Regions from separate parts of the Homo sapiens genome. Here region 2 is linked to region 1. Evidence: chromatin contacts called from ENCODE Hi-C data. All regions are on one chromosome and are shown on one strand. The core of a region is the stretch at or near the end of the contact, and the rest is flanking DNA. Distances in the headings are between cores, read along the strand shown. Region 1 overlaps COL20A1 (collagen type XX alpha 1 chain). Region 2 holds the start of CHRNA4 (cholinergic receptor nicotinic alpha 4 subunit).

Region 1 (7,005 bases), core at 2,260-4,759:
TCAAGGCCTCCTGGGTGCCTCCCCAACCTCTCTGCTCTCAAGCAAACCCTCCTGGGACCAGGCAGCCTCCACAGGGTGGCTGTTTCCATGAGTCCCTGTTCTCAAATGAGGGCTCCTCCCAGCCTTGTGGCATGAGCAGGCACTTCCCATGCCTGTTTGCCCTTCCAGAGCTCACAGCCTGAGAAGTGGGGGCAGATGGTTCTCCAGGTGCGGCCACCCAGGGTGGACCCCCGTGAGGGTTGCCACACCAAAAGAGGAGGGCTCCTGCTGTGTGGGGTCGGGAGGCTCCTGAGGTGGCATCACAGGTGCCCAGGCCCCAGACCAGTCTGCTCTCGGGATGGCAGGAAGGTGGCTGGGCATCCTAAGAGTGAATGGAAGACAGATAGGAGGCTACGGCCATTGGGACCCCAATTCTATCAGGGGCCCGAGACCCTGCTCCCTGGACCCCGATTCTATCAGAGGCCCGAGACCCTGCTTCCTGGAACATTAGGGGACCAAGACCCTGGTCCCACCCCTCAGGGTGTCTGGCTGGGCACTGGCCAGGACCCACTGGGCGGTGCCAATGAGTGTGAGTCGGGGGAGCTGCTCCCGAGAGCAGAGCTGCCTTTCAGTAGTGATCCTGAGACTCCCCTGTGGGGTGTCCTGGGCCGGCACCCCTCACCCTCACGGGCCCCGGGAGCACGGGTCTTGGTGAGCCCTTGCTGGGGTCATCTGGGATGTGACCTGGGATGGCCCTGGGCCTGGCGCCTCCAAGTACTTCTGTTGAATCCTCCTCATTCAATGGGAGGGATTCTGTCCTTTATGTACCCCATGTTACTCATGGGGAAACCAAGGCAGGGAGGCCCCAGTGTGGCCTCATAGACCCTCAGCTCTGTGGAACCACCAGTCTGGGCTCCTAGGGAGCCAGCGGCCTCCACGCTCAGTCTACAGCTGGGAAGGGTGTGCGGGTGCAGGGGTCCACCATGACCCTCAGAGCAGCCTCAGGGACTGGCACTGGGGCTGGGGCTGGGCGAGCGGATCGTTCTGCCAGGTTTGGCTGCCCTTGGGTCTGCTCATGTGCCTCTCCCTCCCCCAACCCCCACAGTGACGTCTACCCAGCCCCCCTACCTCCAGAGCACACCATCGTCTTCCTTGTGCGCCTACTTCCCGAGACACCCCGTGAGGCCTTCGCGCTGTGGCAGATGACAGCCGAGGACTTCCAGCCCCTCCTTGGGGTTCTGCTGGATGGTGACGTGGGCCCCGCGTCGCCCCCAGCAGTCAGGAGGAGTAGGGGCAGGGAGGCCCCAGAGCCCTGGGAGGCCTTCAGAGGAAGTCCAGCCTCCAGGCCAGGCCCTCAGCACCCTCTGGGTGGGAGGCAGGTGTCCCGGGCAGGGGGCTGTGGGCCACATTGAGGGTCACCTCCAGCTTGGCACCCTCAGGGCTGCTCCTGTCCTGTCGTGGGGGCCGCCCTGCTCAAGGTATAGGCCCGGCTGGTTGCAGCCCGTTCTCACCTGCTCCACCCCTTCCCTGGCAGCCGGGAAGAAGTCCCTGACCTACTTCCACCGTGACCCCAGGGCTGCCTTGCAGGAGGCCACCTTCGACCCGCAGGAAGTGAGGAAGATTTTCTTCGGGAGCTTCCACAAGGTCCTGGTGCAGCTCGCGCCCCTCTCCCCCGTTCCCCCAGCTCTGGGGCAGCCCAGCCCCACAGGGACCTGCCGGATGCCAACTCCTCTCCCTAGGAGAGCAGGACCTTCCTTGGGAGGGAACATTGACCTGGGGCTCTGTTCCTCTACCCCAGCTCTTCCATCTTAATTGGAGTTGAAGAGCCTCCCAGCCCATCTCTTTGGGACCCACAGACCCCGGGAGGCTCCTGCAGCAGGTGCCATTTGGTCCATTTTACAGAGGGGAAGCCGAGGCCCAGCAAGGGGGGGTTCTCCCAGGGTCCCCCGAAACCTGAGGTGAGGTCAGGTTCCTGACCCCAGGTCCCAGGGATGGGTGTTACTCCCCAGCCCTGGCCTGGCCTTGGGGGCTCAGGTGGGCACCGGCCCCGCCTGGGCTGTGGAGAACCTCCCGTGCCGTCTCACAGGTGCACGTGGCTGTGGGCCGCTCCAAGGTCAGGCTCTATGTGGACTGCCGGAAGGTGGCTGAGCGGCCCCTTGGGGAGATGGGCAGCCCACCCGCTGCGGGCTTCGTCACGCTGGGGAGGCTGGCCAAGGCCAGGGGCCCCCGGAGCAGTTCGGCCGCGGTGAGTTGGGCCCTGCCCACCTGCTGGGCCACGCTGGTGGGGGCTGGCAGCCTCTCTGAGCCCCGGGGCTGAGCCGGCTCCCCTGCGTTGCAGTTTCAGCTCCAGATGCTGCAGATCGTGTGCAGTGACACCTGGGCCGATGAGGACCGGTGCTGTGAGCTCCCTGCCTCGGTGTGCCCCGTCCCTTGCCCCTGTTCCACGAAGCAAGTTAGGGCAAGTGCCCACTGAGGGTCACAGTGCCTGGGGTCAGTTGGCCTGTCCAGATTGTCACCGTGCTGGGAGAGATCAGGGAAGGCTTTCAGAGGAGGCAGCCTCAGGGCCAGTGGATGAGCCCAGAGGGGCTGGACAGAGAGTCCTGGAGGCCCTGGGGCAGGCTGGGAACCCCTGGCTGCACTCAGGGCCATGCCCACCTCTGTGGGCCCAGCCAGGTGCAGATGAGTCAGGAAGGGGCACGTGGCCAGGCCAGAGAGCCCCTCTCATCCTCAGTGACTCCTCTGTATACCCTGTGCTGGGCTTGGCCATACTGGGGGCCCAGACGGGAGAGAGGGAGGGAGAAGGCACCATTCTGTCCTGGGGCTCATGCGGACAGCGTGGCAGGGTGGGAACCCAGGGCCGGCTGGACACACAGGGGCTCAGTGGCCTGAGTCCTGGACCTGCCCACTATGCACTTGGGCCCCTGACCTTCGCCCCTGCCTCCCAGGTGCGGGTCTGGAAGTCTCCCTGGAGCCCAGGTGTCATTGGCTAATCTCAGCTCTAGGGTCAGGCAAGAGCCAGGGAGAGGGTCTCTCTAATGGGCAGGGTCTCTCTTCTTCCAGAGGGATGGAGAGACCTGCCCCGCCTTCGTGTCTGCCTGTTCCTGTTCCTCAGAGACCCCTGGGCCCCCAGGACCTCAAGGACCCCCAGTGAGTCCAGTGGCGTCTCCTTGGGGTGACCAGGGAACACTGGCCAATGTATTGCTGCCACTGGTGGATGTGTAACCCAGGCCCTCCCGCCCCGGTCCATGCCCCCGTCCTGCCGCAGAGTTGGGATGTATTTCATGAGCCTCTTCCCTGCTGTGCCCGCCCTGGGCCAGGAGACAGAGGCCTGGCCCAGCCCCTTCCTTCCCCCAGGCTGGGCCTCCCCTGCGAACCCTCCTCTAGTGCGGAATCCAGTGATTCTCACTGTCAGGGTTGGGAAGGGGGGCCAGGCGCAGCTCCTTCCTTCCCCCAGGCTGGGCCTCCCCCACGAACCCTCCTCTGGCGTGGAATCCAGTGTTTCTGAAGTGTGAGGCTTGGGACGGATCCAGGCGCAACTGGGATCCAGAACTGTGCTGTGGCCACAGGGTGTGACGTGGGCCGGCTGTGAGTCACAGCCACTTGGACGGCCACTGTCCTGGGTGCTGGCAGCCTAGCTCACCTGCAGCAGGAGCTATACGGGCCCTCTACCCAGGCCTCAGGGAGGCGGCCCTCCAGGCCTGGACCCCTGCCATGGGGTGGGTCCTGAGAGGTCCTTGGACCTGCCATGGCTGCAGCTGCCTCTGCTCACCCCAAGGTTCCAGCGCCCCACAGGTGACGGCTGGGGCTTCCAGAGCTGGCTCTGGGACCGGTCAAGCACACTCTCTCTGAGCTCAGTGTCCACAGCCTTGTCTACTCAGGGGGCCGGGGTTTGAACCCAGAACTGCCTGACTATGAGAGGGAAGGATGGGCTAGTGCGTCCTTGCCCTGGAAACCCCTTCTCTTCCCCTTGACAGCAGTGGACAGTCTGGGGCTGGGTGGGGCATGGGGCTCAGGGTGGGCCAGGCATGGGGCTCAGGGGCTGGTCTTTGCTCCTCTACCTTGGTTGGGTAGTTCTGGGGGCTTAGCCCTGTTTGTGCCTCTGCAGGGCCTCCCTGGGAGGAATGGCACCCCAGGAGAGCAGGGCTTCCCAGGGCCCAGGGTAAGTTTTGGGGAGCCCTGGGAGGTGAGGGGCCTGGATCGTACCTACCAGAAGAGAACACCCCTCCCAGTGCATTCCTGAGAGTGCAGGGAGCTGCACGCAGCTTCCCTAGGCAGGGTGGGGTCTCCCCAAGCTGCAGACAGGCAGGGACCCCAGCACCCCAGGAGTCCAGGGGGTTTAGGCTGGCCTCCCCCATGTGCCTGCAGGGCGCCTGGCCCAGGCCTGGTTATGGTGCAAGTCCCCTTTTCACCCAGATAGGGAGGATGAACCCCATGGCCCAGCAGGGGAATCTGAGGCTTGGGGAGGTGAGGCCACCTGTCCTATTGGCCCTGAAGGCCGCCCTTGATTTCCATGGGGCAGGCATGAGCCAGATGCCTTCTGTGTGCCGGGCTGGGCCCAGGAGCTTAGGCCCACAGAGTATTTTCAGATGTCTCTAGGCTCAGCGCATGCGCGGCGTGCAGGGAGGTGTTTCGGGGGCGGAGGTTCTGGTTCTGCGGAGAGGGATGTTGAAGACAGCGCGCCCAGCGATGGCAGCAGCCCCCCACCCCAGGCGCCAAAGGGCCGCCCTCCAGGCTCGATTCTAAACATTTACCTAAACCACGGTACTGCACAAGCGTGACACAGATGCCGAAGGCGTGGTCGGCATGCAGCAAGGCCGCCCTCCTCCCGACCCCGACACCCACCTCTCCCCCGGCAGCCTTCCAGCGAGTTCCACATCCCCGTGAGCAAAGACGTGCGCCTGGCTCTGGCGGGGCTGTCCTTTTGCACCTGCGCTGCCATATTCCCTTTGTCTGCGGTTGTGCTGGAGCCTCAGAGCACATCTCAGGCACAGAGTCCCTAGGACAGTCGCTGGGTGGAAGGGCACACGCCCCTGTGCTTTGGGGTGGATGTCCCCACACTGGCCCGGCAGAGCCGTGCGAGGCGCTCCCCCGCGACGAGCCAGCGGTGACCTCCCACCCCCATCTTGCATTCCTGGCTGCTTTGGGAGCCGCGTCTGATAGATGAAAATGCATTTCTCTTCCAAGCAGCGTGAATGCCCTTTGAAAGTTGCCAATATTTTCTTGCTGGAGATGTCCTCTGACTTCTTCTCCACCGTTCTTTTTTCTTAATAATTTGTGGGCACGCTTTTTACTTGCTGGAACCAGCCCTGTGTCTGTGATGTGAGTTTTGACTGCGTTTGGCATTTTCTTGTCTTTTGACCTTGTTTGCGACGTGCGTTTCCATACAGATTTTAAAATAACTTTTACGTAGTCCATGTTACTGCTCTGTTCTATGGCTTCTGAATTTTGTATCCTGTTTTAAAAGATCTTTCTTATTCCGAGAGTAGAAATCGCGCCTCCTCCTGGTTCCTCCTGGTGCTTCCAGGCACTTTTCGACACTCCCAGGTGGATTCGTCTAGAGCTGATTTTGTTACAGCACTGGGGAGGACAGAGGACGGGGAGGACTCCAGCTTCACCTCTTCACAGACCACCCCTGGTCGCCTGAGTCGTTCATTACACAGCCAGCCCCTTGCAGAAGTTGAACGCCCTGGCTCTCGTGCTGTCCTAAGGCCCCTGTGTATTTTGGGGTTTTTCAGATGCTCCAGTCTGTCCCGTTGATGTGTCTGTTGTTCACAGGCGAGGGCTGTGCTGCTTAAATTATTACAGATTTCTTTAAGATGTCGATGCCAGATGGGCTGGTCCTCTTTTGTATTATTCCCCCAGAATTTTCCTGGCTCTCTTTGCTTATTTCATTGTTCAGTGAACTGTAGAATCGACTTATCCGTTTAACCTAAACAATTCAGTTGGTGTTTTTACTGGAACTGCATTCGCTTTATAGATATACTCGGGAACAGATGATGTCTTCATGATGTTGAATCTTCTCATCCAAAAACACAGCCATCCTGCCTTTTGTTCACAGGGCCTGTTGTGGCCCTCAGTACAGTGTGGGGATGGTCTCTTCCTACAGACCCACTCGGTTCTCCTTCATCCCTACGTATGTCCTCTTTTTTGTTGCTATTATAAGTGAGGTGTTTTCTCTCATTACAGCTTCTACCTCATTATTTTCACACTGGCCGTGACCGCTGTGTATGACTTTTGTACCCAGTTTTCTTTCTCAATTATCTTCTTTGTGGTTTTCTTGGATTTTCCAGGTTTACAGTGACATCACCTGCAAATAAACACTTCACCTTCGGCTTTTCAGTCTTGATCACTCAAATTTCTTTTTCTTGTCTAATGGTGTTGGTGAATACTCCAGAATTTTGTCAGAGAACAGTGGCAGTAGCAGATACTCTCATTTTCTTCTTGGCCTAACAGAAGTGCTTCTAGCATTTGACCATTAAAGTGCTGTCCTGGAAGCGGAGACAGGTGCATTTTGTCATGTGGTAGTGAAGTCCATCCACTCTTCTTTTATTAGATTTAAAACACCAAGAATGCACATTAAACAAGCTCTAGTGCTGTTATGGACATAATGAAATGACTGTGCGTCTTGGAGCTATTAATTGTAGGATATCCCTAAATACTGGATGATTGCTGCATCCGTCGAAAATCTGACGTGGTCGCTGAATTCTCGTTATCCATGCCATGTGCTGCAGAGCTCAGCTTGCTGACATTTTGTTTTGGATTTCGCACTGATGCTTCTAAATAAGACTGTCACAGTTTTCTTTATAGTGTTTGGAACCTCAGTTTGCTTTGTTCAAAAGATAATTTGAGTTTAAATAGCAGCAGTGTCCTCTGCCCCACAGGGTTGGATTTCCCATAAAACCTGAGTCTAGTGTTTTGGGGTCCAGGGCTTAAGAAAGTTTTCTGTCTCTTCCATACAGTTGGCCTGTGGGGGTCTCTGGCTTTTCCTCGGTGATTTCTGCAGCGCCCCCCACACCCCGTTAGAAC
Region 2 (6,922 bases), core at 4,167-6,666, 40 kb after region 1:
ACCAAGGCCCTGTAGAGGACTCACTTGTTGTAGAGGACTCACTTGTTGTAGAGGACGATGTCCGGCCGCCAGATGAGCTCGGAGGGGATGCGGATGGAGGTGACATTCTCATAGTCAGCTGGGTCCCAGCGCAGCTTGTAGTCGTGCCACTCCTGGATGAGGTGGGGCGGGGGGAGGCTGCAGGGTGAGGGGTGTGGGGGAGGGCAGGGGCGGGACAGGGCCAGGGTGGGGCAGGGGCAGGGCCAGGGCAGGGCAGCAGGGTGAGGGGTGTGAGGGAGGGCAGGGGCGGGACAGGGCCAGGGTGGGGCAGCAGGGTGAGGGGTGTGAGGGAGGGCAGGGGTGGGGCAGGGCCAGGGTGGGGCAGGGCCAGGACAGGGCAGCAGGGTGAGGGGTGTGGGGGAGGGCAGGGGTGGGGCAGGGCAGTGCCCTCCCACTCACCTGCTTCACCCATACGTTCGTGGTCATCATCTGGTTCTTCTCATCCTAGGGCACCGAGAGAGGAAGGGGGCCAGTGACCCCTTGGTGTCTTTCTCTGGCCCTAGGTTTCCTCATCTACAGCCACTGGCACAAGGACACGGCCAGGGCAAGATATGGTGGACGGGCGACCTGTGGAGGGGGTGAGTGCCCCGTCCCTGGAGGCAGCCGAGCCCAGGATGGGGACTCTGAGGGGACCTAGGGATGTGGGGACAAGGCCACAAACATCTCCAGCAGGAAACTGGAGAGGAGTCGGCGGCCTCACAGGCTTCCCCAGCTAAGGACAGGTGTGGCGGGCATGGGGAGCCTCCTTCTGCCCACCTGCCTTGCTCCCTCCCGGCCCTTGGGGGCAGCCCCTCTGCAGACAAGGCCCCCATGTGGGCACACACAGCCAGCAAAGCTGCCCCTGGCACATAAGTGGGTTCCACTGCTGGCCAGGGTGGCCCCTCCAGGACTGTGCCTCATGACCTGAGCAGGTGGGACCTGTCACTCAAGGTCACTGTGTGCAGCTGGGCCACTCACCCCAGCCCCTTCCGACCCACCCCACCCACCTCCTTCCACATCCCCACAGGACCACGTCCCCACCGACCACATCTCCATGGACCACATCCCCACAGAACCACGTCCCCACAGGACCACAACCCACAGGACCACATCTCCACGGACCACGTCCCCACAGAACCACATCCCCACAGGACCACATTCCCACAGGACCACGTCTCCACGGACCGTGTCCCCACAGGACCACGTCTCCACAGGACCACATTCCCACAGGACCACAACCCACAGGACCACATCTCCACTGACCATGTCCCCACAGGACCACGTCCCACAGACCACGTCCCCACAGACCATGTCTCCGTGCAGGGCCATATCTCCCCACAGGACCTCATCCCCTCAGGACCTCATCCCGTGTGTCTGAGGAAGCTCCAGGGTCCTCAGAACCAGCTTCACGTGGCCAGGCCTGGCCCTCCTGCCCAGTGTCGTGCCCTACCCCCTTGCAGCCGTCATTCTCAGTCGCCCTTGAAGCTGGAGGGCAGGTCAACACTGCACATTTCACCACCACTCAGCACTGGCCTGGGCTGGTTGGAAAAGCACTGGGTCTTCCAGACCCTCCTCTGCAGCCAGTCCTGGGGCCTGAGCTCACACGTGCAGCTCACAAGCCCTCCCCTCCAGGACAGACCCTGGTGATGGCACCTATAACAAGTATCCGAGCCCGCAAAGGGGGCACAGGTGAATCCCCAGCCCCTGGTGGGACGGGCAGAGTGGGCCAGACACAAGGCAGCCCCTTCCACATACACGTGGTCCTCAGCCTTAGGCCAGCACCCAGGAGCATCAGGCAGCCCCTTCCGTGCACACGTGGCCCTCGGCCTTGGGCACCCAGGAGCGTCAGCACCCACGTGTGCATGTTCGTGTAAGTCCTTAGTCGGCTGCAGGGTGGAGAGAGGGGTGGGCAGCTCTGGGAGTCTTGGTTCTGGGTGTGCTCCAGGCCTCAATGTCTCCTGGGCAAACTGGGGACTCTGTGGTGGCGTAGGGAGCCATGGATTGAGCCCTGAGAAGCTCAGGTAGGCAGCCAGGTGGGGGGTGGCAGACCCAGAGCCTTGGGCAGCTGCCAGCGGCCGCCTCTGCCAGCTATCACTTTGCAGCCGTGTTTGCAAACCTCAGCAGGCTTGCCAAGCCTGTGCAACCCGCATTGTCTTCTGGCTGGGCCTCCGCCAGGGACACTCCACAGGAGCCACTCAAGGGCAGCTCCAGGACACTGAGGCTGGAGGTCTGGGTGGCCAACCCTGGACGGGGCTGGCTGACTGGAGTCTCCATGCGCTGCCCTGCATGGGCAACTGCCACCACTGAGCAGCCTGTCCGCGGGAATGTGGCTGCAGCTCCCCACACCTCCCAAAAGCCCCTGGGGTGTGGCCCACTCAGCCTGGGATAGTGAAGCAGCTCTCACCCCGTTTCACAGGCCCCAGGCCCAGGGTTACCCAACACGCACGGCACCAGCCTCCCAAAGAGAGGAAATTCTCCCGCAACCCGGTGGCTCCTCCCTCAGCGGCAGACCCAGGCTTGGCATCCTGGCAAGGTGTGGGCTGGGCCTCTACAGCATACAAATGCCTCCCCATGTGGGGGTGCCCTCCCTGGACCAGCGAGCTGGGATTTGGCAGCAGGGCTGGAGCTGGCGGACTTCAGTGTGGAAGACGAGCCCCTGCAGCTCAGCTGGCCATTGGCTGCCCACTCGCAAGTGGGCCAGCTCCCAGAGACCATGGCCTGCCCAACCTGCCCTCCTCCATGGTGGCAGCCCCCAGGCTATGCACCCCCACCCAGCCAGGTACCCTGAGGGATGGTCTCACCCCATTTGGAGTGGCTGAGCCTGGCTGGGAAACGTGGAAATGTCTCTGCTGCCCCTTACCCGGCCCCTCCAGGGCCGCCGAGACCCCCAGACAGTCTGGCTCAGGCCTGGGTAGGTAACCAAGCATCTCAACCGAGCACAAGGCCGAGCCTCCCGCAGCTCAGTTCTCTCAGCCTCGAAGCCTCCTGGTTCCTATCCTGCCTTGGGGCTCCATGTGCACTGGCCCACGCTGCAGGGGCCTGGCTGGACCAGTAGGCTTCCTCCCAGCAGCCTTCTTGGGCCCCCCACCAGAAAGAACATATCTTCAGACAAACAGACTTCGCCCAAGACTCCCCCAAACCCCACATTCCAGATCTGTGGGTGAGGGGCCTCTGGGGCCAGCTAAGGTTGGGGTGCTGCCGGGACACCACAGTGCCTGCTCCTGCCCCGGCCCCTGCCCCGGCCGGTTGTCCCTGTTGCTCCGAGGTCACAGCGTGCCCCGCCACCCCCAAGCAAGGCCTTTGCTGTTCTTTGCTTCCGAAGGTGCCTGGGCTCTGTACTGAGAACCTGGCCACTTGGAGTGTTCCCACGTCAAGGGGGAGGAAAGGGCAGGGCCTGGCTGGGACGCTCTGAATCAACCCTTGGCTGGGGCTCAGGCGGGGCAGAGCTGGTGGCTGTCGTTCTGACGTACCAGCCCGGGCCGGACACTCACAGCCACGGGGAGTGTTGATGGCTGTGTCCCCTCTGCCCACCCAGACCCCTGTGCTCCTTGCAGGGCGACCTCAGTCACAGTGCACGATGGCCACGCCCTCACCTACCACGTCAATGAGCTGAGCGATGGACAGGCCGAAGCGGACGAGGACCACGTCCGAGATGTTGGCCACGGGTCGGGACCACTTGTTGTAACCGGAGAAGAGTTTCTTCAGGAGCCGCTCCTCGGCGTGGGCCCGGGTCTCCACATGGCTGCTGGCTGCGGGGAGAGGCAGGCCAGTGGCTCAGGTGCAGGCGGGACAGGAGCCGGGAGCTGTCCAGGAGCTCTCCAGGCTGCCCCAGCCCCCTGCCCAGCACGTCCACTTCCTTTCAGCTCCTCACATGAGCCCTTCCCACCCCAGGACCTGTGTGTGTGCCGGGCGTGCGCTCTGTGTGTGTGTGTGTGCCGGGCGTGTGCTGTGTGTGTGTGTGTGTGTGTGTGTGTGTGTGCCGGGCGTGGCGTGCGCTGACCTCTCTTGGCCTCCGGCTCTCTCCCACCCCTGGGTGTAATTGTGATTTCCTCGGGGAAGCTTCCCAGGCCCCTCAGCCCACGGAGGCCTTCCCAGCACCTTGACCGCACCACAAAACCAGGCGGCGGATGGGCCGAGGACTGCTTTGGGTCTCCTGTCACACTGACTTCCAGGGAAGGGCTGTGTCTCTAGCAGCTGGCGAGTCAGAGGACACTCGGGGGTAACAGCAGCAAAGGAGGGAGTACAGGGCAGCGGGGCCAGCCCAGGCAGGAAGAGGGAGGAAGGGGAAGGAGGATCGGGCCCCCACAAGCGCCCGCTTCCTACGGAACCTCCCCTGGTTCATCAATCCCCTGATGCCCGAGGAGTGTTTCAGATGCAGACCCCAACGAGGTGCCAGCCCCCTCCGCACCCCAGCCTGCCCGTGCTGTTGGGCAGACCCAGAACGCCCCTGATGAGTCGCTCTGGAGGAGCACAGCCCTAGGTCCATCTGTGCTCCAGGTCCGGGGCCCCAGGATCTGAGGCATTCCCCGCCTGTCCTGGGCGCTGCCATAAGGGGCGGGTCTGGGCGGAGGGGGAGACCTCCACCTCCCTGGTGGGTCCCGCTGGCCTGAGAGCGCAGACAGGACTCGGGGAGGGGGAGGGGTCAGTTCTACACCCCTGGGAGCCTTGACTCCCAGCCCAGAGTCCCCACCCGCGACCTTGTCCTTCCTGCAGAAAAGGTGGGTGGCGGCCGCCAAGGGCAGAGGCCACCCCTCTGATCCCCTAAACCGGAGGAAGCAGGCATGGGGGTCTTCAGGGAAATTTAGCTGGATGGATGGGGGAAGGGCGAAGGTGGCCCCACCTCTGCTCAAGTTCGAGCTTTTGGGGCCAGCCCTGAAATAGCAGCGGAACCCCCCACACCCCGCGGAAAGCCCCTTTCCCAGCCCTCCGCATTCGCCGGCGGTCAACTCCCTCCTCGCCTGGCTCAGCCCGGGTGCGAGCGCAGCCTGTGCGGCTGGGGATGGGGAGCCTCGCGGTCGCCCAGTCGCGCGCACCCGCGGCTTGGGACCGCAGTCAGGAGCCTGCCTCCCTCTGGCTCTGGGGGTCCCAGGCCATCCGAACGCGGGCGAAAGGGGGCCCATCCCGCGCCCCGTAACTTACCGCGCAGGAGGCCGGTCCCCAGAAGCAGCAGCAGCGGCGGCAGCAGCCGCGGCGCTCCGGGGCCCCCTAGCTCCATGGCGCACGCACCTCGCGGGCTCTAGATGCGGGCGGCTCCCGGCTCCCCGCCGCTTCGAGGCCCGTGCGCGCCCAACTTCATGCCTCCCGCGCCTCGCGGGCCGCTTCGGCCGCCGGGCCCGGTTCGTCTTCTCCTGTGGGGCGCGGTGCGGCGGCGGCGCGGCAGGGAGCGCCGGGCTGTGGGCTCCGTGGCGCGGCCCCGCCCGGCCCTGCCCGCCTCAGCCGGCTGGGAGGGGGAGCAGGGGAGGGGGGAGGAGGGGGAGCAGGGGAGGGGGAGGGAACGGAGAGTGAAAAGGGAGGAGGGAGCAAGGGCCAGGGAGAATGAGCAGGGATGGACCGCGCGCCCAGGGGGACGGGGAGGCTGCGCTGGGCCCCGGGCGGGGGTAAAGTTTCCTTGTTCTCCTGGGGTTCGAGACGTGCCTGAGCCGGGGACGGGGACCCCGGGGTCACTGAGTGCGACTGGGGGGTCCCGGAGTCAGTCTGACCTCCCTCCCCACATCTCCAGCCTGGGCGCCCGCTCCCTGCCTGCAGGGGTGGGGGGCACATCTAGGGGATCCGGCGCAAGGAGGGGCACCCCTAGCACATCTGGGTTACTCCATCGCGCCAGCCGGTGTCTGCAGCCTGAAAATCGCGTCTCTGGTCTTGTTCCCCAGCGAGCCGTTCAGGACTCTCTGTCCGCCTGCAGCCCCCGCCTTCCCTGGTACCTCCGCAGAGACCCAAGAGGCGTCCAGAGGGGAGCCCAGGCGCACGGTCCCCAGGGAGGGGCCCCGCCCTCAGGTGGGTGCCGAGGTGGCCGCCCACAGAGCAGCAGGTGCGTTGGAGGAGGGGCGCCTTGTGCGGCTGAATCTCGTGTGCAGGAGGAGAGGGCGAGGCTCTGCAGAAACATCAGACCCGGCCATCCCTGTAGCCGCGCCCCTGGCCCAGCCTCAGGCTCTGCAGCTGGGACACAGCCCCCGAAAACGGAGATTTCCGTCGTCGGTAATGGAAGGCAGAGCAGAAGGGGCTGGAGAGGTCCGGTGACCCTCCGCATTCACGCCCCTCCCTCCAAGGCTGCAAGGCTGCTGGTCGGGCGAGGGGGCTCCGTCAGGAGTTCCCTGCAGCAACCCCCTCTCCAGCACAGGCCTCTGGAGCCCTACAGCTCCTGCCCCTCCCATCGCTCTCCCATCTCCCCTGTCCCTACCCCCTACCTTCCTTCTCCTCCTCCCCCCAGCTTCCCTGAGCAGCCACTGCTCCTGCCCACCCCTCTCCCCCCTCCCTGCCCACCTCTGGTTCCAGGTTGAGCTCATGGCTCCTCATACACCTGCTTTGGGACGGGCAGGAGCTCTTCCTCACTGGCCAGAGCTGTCTGTCCGCTCTGTGGGCAGTGCCTACAATTAGAGCTTTCAGAACACACAGCCGCTGCACAGTGGCTGGTCCAACGACGACACTGCCCTCCTGAATTGCCTGGTCCAGCGACAACACCTGCCCTGCTTCTGTGGCCTTCCCACATGCTGGTCCAAGCAAGCTGGATGCAGGGACCCCCTGCACTTCCACGGCCCCCTTGAGGTGGCCTCTTCAATTGTCCCTACGTTACCAAAGAGATAACACAGGTGCGGAGAGGCCGAGCGACTTGCCGAAGCTCACAGTCAGTACTGGGATTCCAACCCAGGCCATCTGGCTTTAGGGTCTGCACCCCGGCCTCCTGCTGGCC

The links. Hi-C counts contacts between places; a loop is a spot of excess contacts on that map. Pooled maps may share reads with other maps.
Region 2: a map of thyroid gland shows a loop between it and region 1 (2.3-fold over the local background). The contact joins the promoter of CHRNA4 here to the enhancer-like site in region 1. A Hi-C loop is called at or near these places in 7 of 168 maps with a recorded cell type or tissue (HepG2, heart right ventricle, left cardiac atrium and 4 more) and 2 of 50 pooled maps.

What each region holds. Positions count from the first base shown.
Region 1 is chr20:63,317,974-63,324,978 of GRCh38, forward strand. It overlaps COL20A1 (collagen type XX alpha 1 chain), which reads left to right. Exons shown (of 36, transcript NM_020882.4): 22 at 1,085-1,227; 23 at 1,514-1,623; 24 at 2,066-2,224; 25 at 2,318-2,395; 26 at 3,040-3,126; 27 at 4,085-4,138. Among named protein-coding and RNA genes, the nearest start is that of COL20A1, 28 kb to the left of the region's middle. RefSeq lists an enhancer at 2,965-3,465. Within about 2 kb of position 3,510, at least 2 of the 41 ENCODE cell types and tissues checked have a DNase peak (open chromatin) inside an H3K27ac peak, as active enhancers do.
Region 2 is chr20:63,355,933-63,362,854 of GRCh38, forward strand. CHRNA4 (cholinergic receptor nicotinic alpha 4 subunit) reads right to left here and starts at 5,417. Exons shown (of 6, transcript NM_000744.7): 1 at 5,158-5,417; 2 at 3,616-3,767; 3 at 439-483; 4 at 43-152. The coding sequence starts at 5,233. LOC100130587 (a long non-coding RNA gene) reads left to right here and starts at 4,056. Exons shown (of 5, transcript NR_110634.1): 1 at 4,056-4,237; 2 at 5,886-6,009. RefSeq lists enhancers at 1-747, 5,525-6,158.